Regions from separate parts of the Mus musculus genome. Here region 1 is linked to region 2. A link is a contact called in ENCODE Hi-C or POLR2A ChIA-PET data. All regions are on one chromosome and are shown on one strand. The core of a region is the stretch at or near the end of the contact, and the rest is flanking DNA. Distances in the headings are between cores, read along the strand shown. Region 1 overlaps Fbxl2 (F-box and leucine-rich repeat protein 2). Region 2 holds the start of Clasp2 (CLIP associating protein 2).

The links. A loop is a pair of places that touch in the nucleus more often than their neighbours do. ChIA-PET counts read pairs that join two places held with the same protein, here RNA polymerase II (POLR2A).
Region 1: a map of heart shows a loop between it and region 2 (3-fold over the local background). The contact joins the enhancer-like site here to the promoter of Clasp2 in region 2. A Hi-C loop is called at or near these places in 2 of 37 maps with a recorded cell type or tissue (both heart). POLR2A ChIA-PET finds 5 or more read pairs at or near these places in 2 of 5 experiments (Patski and embryonic stem cell).

Annotation. Positions count from the first base shown.
Region 1 is chr9:113,977,158-113,982,973 of GRCm38, reverse strand. It overlaps Fbxl2 (F-box and leucine-rich repeat protein 2), which reads left to right. Exons shown (of 15, transcript NM_178624.6): 14 at 3,304-3,516; 15 at 4,034-5,816. The coding sequence ends at 4,141. It overlaps Ubp1 (upstream binding protein 1), which reads right to left. Exons shown (of 16, transcript NM_001372510.1): 16 at 4,947-5,816. Among named protein-coding and RNA genes, the nearest start is that of Fbxl2, 47 kb to the left of the region's middle. Within about 2 kb of position 1,798, at least 1 of the 3 ENCODE cell types and tissues checked has a DNase peak (open chromatin) inside an H3K27ac peak, as active enhancers do; it is heart, where a contact is called at or near this core.
Region 2 is chr9:113,739,603-113,745,326 of GRCm38, reverse strand. Clasp2 (CLIP associating protein 2) reads right to left here and starts at 3,854. Exons shown (of 40, transcript NM_001114347.1): 1 at 3,452-3,854. The coding sequence starts at 3,646. Gm38623 (a long non-coding RNA gene) reads right to left here. Exons shown (of 4, transcript XR_001779313.2): 4 at 5,504-5,724.

The sequences.
Region 1 (5,816 bases), core at 549-3,048, 240 kb before region 2:
CCTCCAGCAGCCCAGTAGGGCAGATAAAAGGCAGAATGAGTGGAAAAAAGAAGTCTTTCTTCTATGCTGGAAGTGCCTTCCTTAGATAACCGGCTTCCTTGGCTGAGCAGGTGGCACACACCTTTGATCCCAGCACTCAGGGGGCAGTGGTAGTCAGATCTCGGAGTTTGAGGCCAGCCTGGTCTATACAGAGTTCCAGAACTACATAGAGACCCTGTCTTTAAAAAAAAAAAAAATCTTCCTTATACTTTCTTACCTTATCATCGACTTTCAACTAAGTGCCTAGGCACACACTTCTACTTAAATATTAAGAAGGCCAAGAGAAGATGGGGCAGCCAGCCAGGGACCTTAGGGCCATGGGATTGAATGAGTCACTGGGTGTTTTTTGCTTTATATATCCCAAGATAGGCTTAAAGGAGCTGATAACAAGGGATTCTGAGACAGGAACAAATCCCCAAGAACCTGTTGTTTCTGCTCAGAGGACCCAGGGGGAGGATGGTCTACCAAGAAGCCTTCCTGGCAGTAACTCAAAACAGAGCTATGCTTCCTGCCAGGAAAGGGTGAATGGACAGTCTTTCATCTTTGCCCAGGAGTGACAATCTGCAGGACCACCTGAGAGCACACAGGGAGCCTAGACCTAAGGCAGACCTGAGGCAGGCTGTCTGAAGGGGTCTGAACACCTACCTGTCTCACGGCGGCGAGGCAACTGCCCCATAGGCATCGGACGATCAGTATGGGGACTTGGCCATTGGATGCAGACTACGGGGCCTTACCTCACAACGCAGTACTATAGGCCTGGTGCAAGGAGATGTAATGAAGGTGTCGGAGCATTCTGGATGTAACAGAACAGTCTGGACTTATGTTTGGTGGCAGTGTGCAGATGACAAGTCCAGATTAACATGACATTTGACATTTTAAAGTGGACTTCAGAAAAATGTTCCTGGTAGAAATTATGAAGACACCATAAAAGCAACAAAGTCAGTGCTCATGAGTAGATACAGAACATAGAACTGTTCCGAAAATTAAAACCAAAAACCAGTGAACGGCCTTAAAGCAAAGTGGTCTAGTGTTGGCAAGTGAGCACAGCCTTTAGAGAACAAAGGGGGTGACTTGGGAGCAGGGACAAAAGATGTGACAGTCATAGGATCACAGTTAGAACCAAAACAGGGCTAAAAAGTCCCAAGCTGGTACCATGTTCCTGTAGGTTGAAGCTGACCAGACCTCGGGCAGATGCTCATCATGGGCCATCTTCCAACCACCAAAGCCAGTTTCCTCACGAGGATCCTTGGGCAGACACTGGCAAAGGCCCAGAATCCTCACCTCAGAATCCTGTGATGGAAATCTCCAGGAAGTGCTGGGAGGACACTGGGGTGAATTTAAAATGAATCTACTACCACAGAAAGCACGACAGTGGGTCCTCAGTGTTACAGTGCCACTGCTGAGTATGTTAAACAGAACACACAGCACCGGCACGCGGCAAGGCTGGGAGACAGACGCGCACATCCACATTAACGGTGTGATCCCACAGCAGGCAAGGGAAGAAGCTGAAGCGTCACTAGGTAAACTCGAGACTCTCCTCATGCAGAGGATGTTGTCGAGACAGAAGGGGATCCTGGCACAAGCTTCACCCGGCTGAGCAGGAGGACAGGATACCAAGTGAAGTAGGACAGTGTCGTCAGAAGAAAGCAAAATAAAGCCCAAATTAAAAGGCCATAACACGGTAGAGCACAGTGAGTGGAAAACACAAACACCAGAGCAGTATCCTAGCAACACTGGCTGCTGCTTTGGAAACAGGCCCCAGGCCAGGCTGCTAGTATCAGCAGCAATCAGCTGCCACCAGGTCTATACAGGCTGAGCGTCCTGTATCTAAAATGGGGCCAAGGTGTTGGCCTTCCAGATTGTCTCATTATATACACTTAGATAATGAAGTACTTGAGGCTAGGTCCAAAATCTAGAAACAAATTAATCTTATGCCTAACGTGCACCTTTCACAATTGCTACTGCACCGTGTTCTGACTGTGACCTGTTCTATTTGTAGTGATAATCAAAATTGTTTAGATTTGGAGAATTTCAAATTTTCACATTATGGATGCTAAACTTGTAGGAGGCACAACTACATAAATCTGACAACATGAGCGAAATGAACGTCTAACTCACTTGATATAAAATAACCCAAATAACCCTTAAGGAAGTTCCTAAATTACCCCAAATGTACATGTAGGAACATGTAGAAATGCTATAGAACTTTTGCTAACACTTAAAGAATTAACAGGGTTCTATACTGCTGGCCTTTCTGGGAAGTGTAACATCACCCAGGGATCCTGGGCTGCAAGGGGAACCCCATGAGCAGGCTCGATGGGAAGGATGTTTGCTGCCAAGTTTGGTGATCTTCATTTGATTCCTGTGACCCCAATGGTGGCCTGTCTCCTGCCACACTCTGAGCCTGACATTCTTGTCCCCCAGCCTGGGCCTCCAAGCACATTCTGTCCTTTCCTACCTGAACCCCAGCACCTGACATTATTAGCTCACGGACTGTCAAGCTCAGCCTGTCGGTCGCTCTCAGACACTGGATCTTTTCTCTTTACAGCATTTATGCTCATATGCATTTTCTATTTTCATGGGTGGGGGGCAACTGTCCAGTCTGAAGTTATTAAGTAAACTTGGCCATGTAAACTCACCCTAGTACTTCTGCAACCTTAATTACCACTTCTAAGAGGCTGGTGATATATGACCAAGGTCAGGATCTCATTGCATAGCCACAACTGAATCATGGATGTGTGTACTTTTAATGTGTGTACGTGTCTGTGCTAGGGTCCATGCATGGGACTGTGGATGCTCCTGTAGCTGGAGTTACCAGTTGTGAGCAGTATGTGCTTTTAATTTACACTTCCAACCCTGTGCATTTTAGACAAGGACAGTAAATCTACTGGCTTTACTATTGGCACCTTTACTCAAACTGGGCCATAAAACTGGTCAAGGGAGTAAACTCGGAACTGTCCCCTGAAGCATCTTTCCTTGTTTCTGGTTGGAAAGCCGTGGTCGGGGGTAGCTCTTAGAGAAAACCGCAGATTACTTCCTATGCACTAGACAGGGGAGAATGAAGCCCGGCAGGCTGTTAAGTCGGATGAGGTGTTGGTAGTCTCCGGCTCTTCCAGCCCTCCGTTTATTCATGGTGACCCTTCCCACACATGGCACTGAGTCTTCAGCGCGTGCTTTGCAGAGGACACTGCCACACCGCAGTACAGCAAGCAGTTACTCTGGACACTTTTCCTAGCTGGAGCTTAGCGTGCCTCTCCTCCCCAGAGCTTGTCCCACTGTGAGCTCATCACAGATGAGGGGATCCTGCACCTGAGCAGCAGCACCTGTGGGCACGAGAGACTCCGGGTGCTGGAGCTGGACAACTGCCTTCTTGTCACGGACGCCTCGCTGGAGCACCTGGAGAACTGCCGAGGCCTGGAGCGACTGGAGCTTTACGACTGCCAGCAGGTCACCCGTGCAGGCATCAAGCGCATGCGGGTAGGTGTTAGTCCCTCCTAGGCTCTCCTTGGCAGCTGGGAGATGGAGACCCAGAAATCCACATCCAGGCTTGTGAGTGGGCTCAGCAGGTTAATGGTGCTTGATACCAAGCCTGTCTTCCTGATTTCATGGCCAAGAACATGGTACAAAGTAACAGAACCAACTCAGTGTTGTTTTCTGACCTCCACATACATGCTGTGGCATACACAGTATACTAAACCCAATACCCAGTTCTCCAGTCTGGTGTATTTATACAAACTGTGATTACAGAAGTGCCACCATAGGCTCCTTCAGACATGTACCCTTAGATCATTGCCACTAGAGAGAAGTGTTTCCAATTGTCTTTAGAGGGTGATTTGGGGCCCAGGGCTAGAGGGGTTTTAACAGGGACAGTTCTAGCTTACAGCATGCTCCCTGCCTAATTAATGCAATCAATTGTAAACGGACTAGAGGTTTTCAAAGGTTATACAAGAATCGCAATCCCAGGGCAGACGACTCCTTTTCCATTTCCTTCTAGGCTCAGCTTCCTCATGTCAAAGTCCATGCCTACTTTGCTCCAGTCACCCCTCCACCAGCAGTGGCAGGAAGTGGACATCGACTGTGCAGATGCTGTGTCATACTCTGACAGCAGCTGCTTAGGCCACGGGCCCCATCCTCCAGGTTAGACCAGTCTCCTGGCTGTTCCATCGTCACCCTATCTCGACTCTCCATGGTGAAAACATTACAGGTAAAAGACTTCAGCACAGATTACAGTACCTGGTAATGCTATTCACCTTAACACTGCTAGGATGCAAGCAAATCCAGGTCTGTGTCATCCACAGCAAGAGTGGTGTGGTGCAACCTAGAGCCCATCAGAGGTGGGTACCTATGTATACAAGTCCCACCTGGCTTTGTCAGCATTCTATATATACACCTTCAGTGTTAGCACAACCTGAGCAGAGTAAAAGAGCCTGCTGGTTTCTACCTGATCCTTAAGCCAGTGGCCTAATGTAATTCACAGCAATTTCTGTCCATCTGCAGGACTTGTCCACTTTAAAGACTAAATAGCACCTTTATGAACGTGATTGTACTGCAAACTCAGAATGGCTGGTAGTTTCATATGTAGAAGTGTGTGTGAAAGGCATGTTAACATACTTCCATAAGACACCAAAGAAACAAGGCCTCTAAGCTGGGTGGGGCAGGATCTTCACCTTTCTGTTTGTGTCAACTCGTCATACCCAACTCTAGGGACCAAAACCACCCCCTTTGCATTGATCCGCTGGGAATTACAAGCTCTGCCAGATGCCACAGCACACAGTGCATTTCTGTTAAAAGGAAAAAGCCAATTATGTCCATCCACACTTCTCAAAAAATTTGCGGGAACCTTAAGCAAATCCAGAATTAAGGCTCAAGTTATCTATAATCAAGTAAAAATAACAAACAGATGCATGTAGAATGGATGTGGTTTTTATTTACTCTGAATTTTTAGAAATCATAACTGTTTTAAAGCTTGTCAAATGAATGACGTATTTGCAGCTTCAGACTCACAACACCTCACCTTGCTCACTGGAGTCAGATTTTTGCAAATGCAGGCACTCCTGTCCCTGTCCCAGGATGCTGTCTTTTACTATTACGGTGCTGCTGCTCTGTGCCACTGAGACCTCCCACCTTCAATATTAATAATGGTAGCTGAACCTTCCAGCAACCACCCCAACCACAACTGCAAGAAAGAGCTTTTTCTGCCTCGGTGGACAGCACTGAAGCATCTGCATAGATGCAGTGTCTCCGATGCACTCTGGGAGGGAAAGCAGATACACACACATTCCAGAGACTCATCAGGCGAACGGCTCCTTGTAAGGAGTACTGTGATACGAAGGGTACGACTACCACAACAGCTACTTAACTGTGGCGCTGTGTGGGGGGTGGGGGGTGGGGCATGGCTGCTGGAGGAGCTGCTAAGTAAGCACTAGACCTGCTCCAGTGACTCGTGAGACTCACTTCTATGAAATACCCGAGACAACTATGGAATTTTTTCTGAGCTAGAATGATGTGGCTCATTGCAGATGGTGGACTTGATGCTCAGTGACCATGACTTCGAGCCTGATCTGTCTCTTCTAAGTATGCAGCAGGCACTTACTGTAACTACTTGTCTTGAGTTGCATCACCTCTGTGGAAATTGGGATGAACATCTTACACCATGCACATCGAGGCCAACCCTTGAGTCCATGTGACTTCAGATGACAACAGTGCAGCTTAGATTTGAAATGAGTGACACGTTTACAAAACAATCAGAAAACATTTATTACACTGAACTGTACATC
Region 2 (5,724 bases), core at 2,605-5,104:
ATGCCTTTGTTCTCCTGGTCTCCAAACTTAGCAGGCAGCATGCCTATCCTATTGCTCAAGAAGGCAGTATCCCTAATTACGGTTTCTCTTAACTCTCACACCAATCCAAAAACAACGACATACTGGACCTACCAAAAAATTATGTCAAGTGGTTAGCTGGTGGTACACACCTCTAATCCCAGAACTCAGCAGGTGGATCTCTGTGAGTTCCTGACCAGCCAGAGCTACATAGAGACCCTGTGTCCTAGTTTCTGTTCTACAGTTATGAAGAGAAACCACAGCCAAAGCAGTTTATAGAAGAAAGCACTTAATTGAAGGCTTGCTTACAGTTTCAGAGGACCAGTCCATCAGAGCAGGGAGCAGACTAGCATGACACTCAAACAGTAGCTGAGGGCTTACATCCTGAACTGAAAACTGGGAGAGGTGAGACCAAGCCTGGTGTGGGTTTGTGAACCGCCAATGCCCTCCCTCAGTGACGCACCTGCTCCAACAAGGACACACACACACACACACACACACACCTCTCCTAATCCTTCCTCAACAGTCCACCACCTGGAGACGGGAGTACTCAAGACTCAAATATATTAGCCTAAGGGAGCCACTGTCATTCAAGTCACCACATCCTGTCTCAAAAAAAAAAGAAAGAAAGAAAGAAAGAAAGAAAGAAAGAAAGAAGAGGAGGAGGAAGAGGAGAAGAGAGAAAAGAAAAAGAAAGAGAAAAGAAACAGAAAAAAAAAATCACAGCACTGTCTCTGCTACCAAACCAGGCCTTACTACCAAGGATTTCTTCTGCTATTCCTTTCCTTTCCAACAAAGAACTAAAGGACTGTCCCTCATATAAAGCCTACCACATTTAAAATAGGATCATGTGGCCTTAGATGTACAGTAAAATAGAGGCCAACCTAAGCCCCAGGAAACCCTGTTTCGAAAAAATAAACAAACTTAAACCCTGTACATCTGTATATCCACTGGCCTCCAACTTTATCTTAACACCATACTAATTATACTCTAGCTATGAGGGCTGGAGAGATGGCTTGGCAGTTAAGACCACTGGCAGCTCATCCATAGGACCCAGGTTCTATTCCCAGCATCCACATGGCAGCTCACAACTGTCTGTAAATCAAAGGATGCAAATGCCTTCTTCTGGTATCTGTGGGCACAAGCCATGCACACATACACAGACATGCATGCATTTAAAACAGCCACACACATATACAATAAAACAAAAAATAATTTTTTAAAAACTAAAAATAACCAGGAGTGGTGGCACATACCTTTAATCCCAGTCCTTAGGTGAGAGAAAGGAGGCAGATACAGGCCTATCTCTGTGAATCTAAGGATAACCTAGTGTACACAGTGACTTCTATGCTAGCCAGGGCTACATAGTGAGAAGTGAAATCTTGTGTCAATAAGTAAGTAAACAAATAAAACCCAAATAACAGGCTCACTAGAATAGAATACCCTCTAACAAACATTAGAAAAGGTTTTATGCTAAAATATTAAGTACTGAGAACTAGTAATTTCTGAAGGAGAAAACTGGGTGATGAGTGTCCTTGAGTAGAGAAGAAGGCGTGGCATCTAATGGCAGAACCAAGGAACTGACCTAAGGAAGACAGGTGACTCATTCATGTACCAGAAATAAAGACTAATGAGCAGCGCTACCAGAAAGTGTTTGACAAAGCTGTAAGGCCTGTGGCACTTCCAACTGCTTAAGTTGTCTCAGGCTAAGTATCTTGTAAGGAACATGGAAAGAATGTGTGAACATCAGATACTTCCTGGAAGGACTCTAGCCAGTTAGCTGGATGCTCAGAGATGTGACAACAGAGTTGACAACTGTGGTATCACTACTGCCACTTGTGGACAAACATCTGAGGGCTGCAAAGGCTCCAAGGCAATCCACTGTCAGTGTGGAGAACGAAGCCCAGCAGCTTCCTCTAGAGACAGTGAGCCAACATTACTAACGGGCTGACTTCCCACAATAGCCAGTGCTGCAACACAGCACAAAACAGCCATGCTGAGCACACATGTGCCTTGCTTACACAGTAAGGGGAGCTAGGTAATTTCTTCAAAAGAAATTAATACTCCCTGTATTTTAGTAAATATTAGCTTTCCCCAAGCCCCCTACCCCCCCCCCTTTTTTTGAGACAGGGCCTCATCATATAGTCCAATCTGGCCTTAAACATTATAGGGGAAATATTTTCTTCAGTGATGCAGTCACTAATAAGATGCCCATGTTCCTTTATTGAACCCTTCACCCATACTCCTTTAAATAACCTTAAGCTTACTGATTCATTTAATCAAAAAAAAAAAAGATACAAAGGTAGAGAGGAACTATATGGAAATAGCAAGAGTGGGAAATAGCGGTGAAAGTGAACAACGTACATTACACAGATGCATGCATGAAGATGCCAGTGAAACCCATTATGTACATTTGATAATATGTGCTAGGAAAACTTTATTTTAAATCTTGCTAAGTCTAACCTTCCAACAATTCCATAAAGATCTCATCATTAAAACTGCTTTTCTTGTCTCTATAGATAGAAGCTTTCAAAGTACAGCCTATTTGCTGGATACATCACTAAGAATCGTTCCATCCACGGGAGCTCCCGCCTGCATTTTAAAGCAATACTGCCACCAGAAGACTAAAAAGAAAAGTAACCACTAACAACTCCAACTAATTACAGAATATTCACTTTTCTCCATCGGTGGCTACATAACAACTCCCTGATGCTGACCGGACACCCATTCCTCCTCGTACCTTACCGCACTCCTCCCCATTCCCGCTTCGTTTGCAGCATCAACTAAACCATAGTGTTTCAAATCTAAGTTCGTCCCAACTGCGGGAAAACAAGAGAACTGATGAGTGGTCAACGGCTTTCTGCTGTCAATTAAGGGAAATGTGAATAAATGCCATGAGATGAGCAGTCCTTCCGTGCGAAGGACCTGAATACGCGCTAACGGTGCTTTTGGGTGATCTCAACCTTCACGTAAAGACTACGAAAGAAAAGAGGGAGAAAGGGAGAGGGGAGAGGAAAAGAGAGGAGGGAGACGGGGAGGGAACGACAGAGGAAAGAGAGGGAGGAAGAGAGAAGCAAAAAAGAAAAAAAAAGGAAGAGAGGCGGAGAGGGATGAAGAGAGGGTAGAGAGAAAAGAAACTGGAGATTAAGTATAACAGCAAGAGATGAACTTGACGGTCCAACTTCACGCCGTACTCAAACGCCCCATCTCAGCGCAGGCGTTGCCATCGGGCGTAGACAAACGTTACAAAGTCTTAAAGCCTTGGGCCGCAAGTTACCACTTTGTAAAGCGCCAAGCAACACAGCAACGTGTCACCGAACCGCCGCCTGGGGCCGTACCCCAAGCCCTGGGGGGCGATGCCAGCGCGTCCCCGGACCCCGGCGGCAGCGCGCCCGCCCGCCCCGGCCGCGCGCCCGTTCGCACCGCCGCTCACCCGGTAGTTGCTCGAGCCCACCCAGCGGGTGAGCGCGTCCACGGTCTTAGCCAGGCGGCTCGGATCGTCCTCCAGGTCCGGGATGGCTCCGGGCGTGCCGAGGCAGAGCAGCAGCTCCTCGCCCGCCTGCAGCCGGCCGCTCACGTCCTTCTGCAGCACTTGGGCGCAGAAGTACTCGGCGCCGCGGGGCTCCATGGCCGCGCCCGCCACCCCTCACACGCCCGTCGCCCCTTACACGCCAACTTTCCTCGCAGCACCGCCGAGGCGCGGCGGTGAAGCCTCCGGGACGCGCCGACACGCAGAGACGCCGCTGCCTGGGGTGCGGCGGCCGGCGGGGGACGGCCCCCCTAAACTAATCAAACTCGGCGCCCCCCGGTCCCAGCCCCGCTTCAGAGGCTGCGGCTGCCGGCGACGTCAGCGCGCGCGTGACGTCAGAGCGACGCGCCCGGCCTCCAGCCCGGCCTCCCGGCGCGCCCGAGCCCCTGTGGGCTGCGGCCTGTGGCGCTACTGATGGCCCGAGCCTTGGGCTGTCGGGGCCGTGTGGGTCGCCTCGCGTGGGCGACCCTGGAAGGCCAGTGTGGGAATTCCGGCATCTCCGGCGATTCGCTCCGCCGCCATCATCAAGACTCAAAACTTTTTGGTACTTCTCTCCCTGCCCCGCCCCTGCCGTCTCTTAAAACCGGAATACACGGGTCGCGTTCTTCCTCGGCACAGGCCTGGCTGTCCCTTCCTGCTGCCACCCCCACAGTCGCCCTGGAGGACTTTCTGTTTCCAGTTGATACCGAGGTTTTGCAAATGGATCCACATTTTCTCTTGACGCACTTTCACCTCCCACCCTCACTTCGGGAAGCCCCCAGACCGCCGTTACCCACTAACCACCTCTGCCCTGGGCGACTTTAATTTGATTTTTGTTTGGACAGAGACTAAAGGCAGCACAGGATGTCCTCGAACTCACCCTACAGTATGGTCTTACATTTCTGGCCCTACCCCTGCCTCCCAAGCCTGAGCCACAGAACTCGAGTTTTGTTTGGGGATGGCTGGGGCCGTTAACTTATAAGATTTCTTTTTATTTCATGTGTACGTGTGTGCACCTGAGTGTGCCCGCTTGCAGAAACCAAAAGTTCCAGGAAGTCAGATCTGGATGGAGTTAAGTGGCAGTTGTAAGCCACCTGATGTGAATGCTGGGAACTGAACCTGGGTTCTCTGCAAAAGCAGCAAACCCTCTTAACTGCTGAGCCATCTCTCCAGCCCAGTGTTGTAGAGAACAGGTTTAGCTGTGACACTTGGACGAGTCGGGAACTCAGTCTCTTGCATTCTAAACTTATTTCTAACATGGTAGGGTAATTTTCCATTTTTTAAAGTTATGTAACTCCACACTGTGTTCTTTTTCCTTTCCTCCCCCTCTCCCAGTTTCTTTAACCCTGATCCCAATATCCCTAGGGCTCAATCTGCTGCTGTAATCTTTGGGTCTAACTTCTCATAGCAAAATGTTGGTATTTCATTCCATGAAGTACGTATCTTAAAAGTCTCTACCTTTTTATACTTAATCCTTCCCCGTTATACTCTGACTTGTTGATCCATCCGTCCATATAGCAATAGGCCTCTGGGTTGTTTGCAGTTTTCCATAATGGTTGGCATAAGCACCTGAGTTTGGGTGCCCTTGGAGGCAGAGGCATCATCAGATCTCTTGCAGATGACTTAGATTCGATTCCCAGGATCCACATGGCAGCTCACAACCATCTAGCTACAGTTCCAGAGGATCCGATGCCCTTTTTGACTTCTAAAGGCGCCAGGCAATGCCCATGGTACAAGTACATAAAATACCCATAACACATTAAAAGTACACATACAAATAAATGTTTTTAAAGTATTTTGAATTTTTAAAATATCATCCCTTAAATAACACAGGTGTTGCTTTGAATGTTGCCATTTAGGAACTGTCTTTCTCTTGGTGGAGCACCCCAGTAATCCTAGCACATGGGCAGCAGGAGGGTCAGGAGTTCAAGACCAGCCTAGGCTACTGAGATCTTCTTTCAAAACACAACAGGAGCCGGAGAAATTGCTCAGAGGTCAAGAGTGTTTGTTCTTGCAGAGACCCAGGCTTGAGTCCCAGCACCTACACGGCAACCCACAGTTGTCTGTAACCCCAGTCCTAGGGGGTCTAACCCTCTCTTTTAGTCTCCTTGGCCAATGGCATGCATGGAGTGCATATACAGATATGCAGGAAATACAGTCATACACATAAACCTTTAAAAACACAAAGGTGCAGGGAA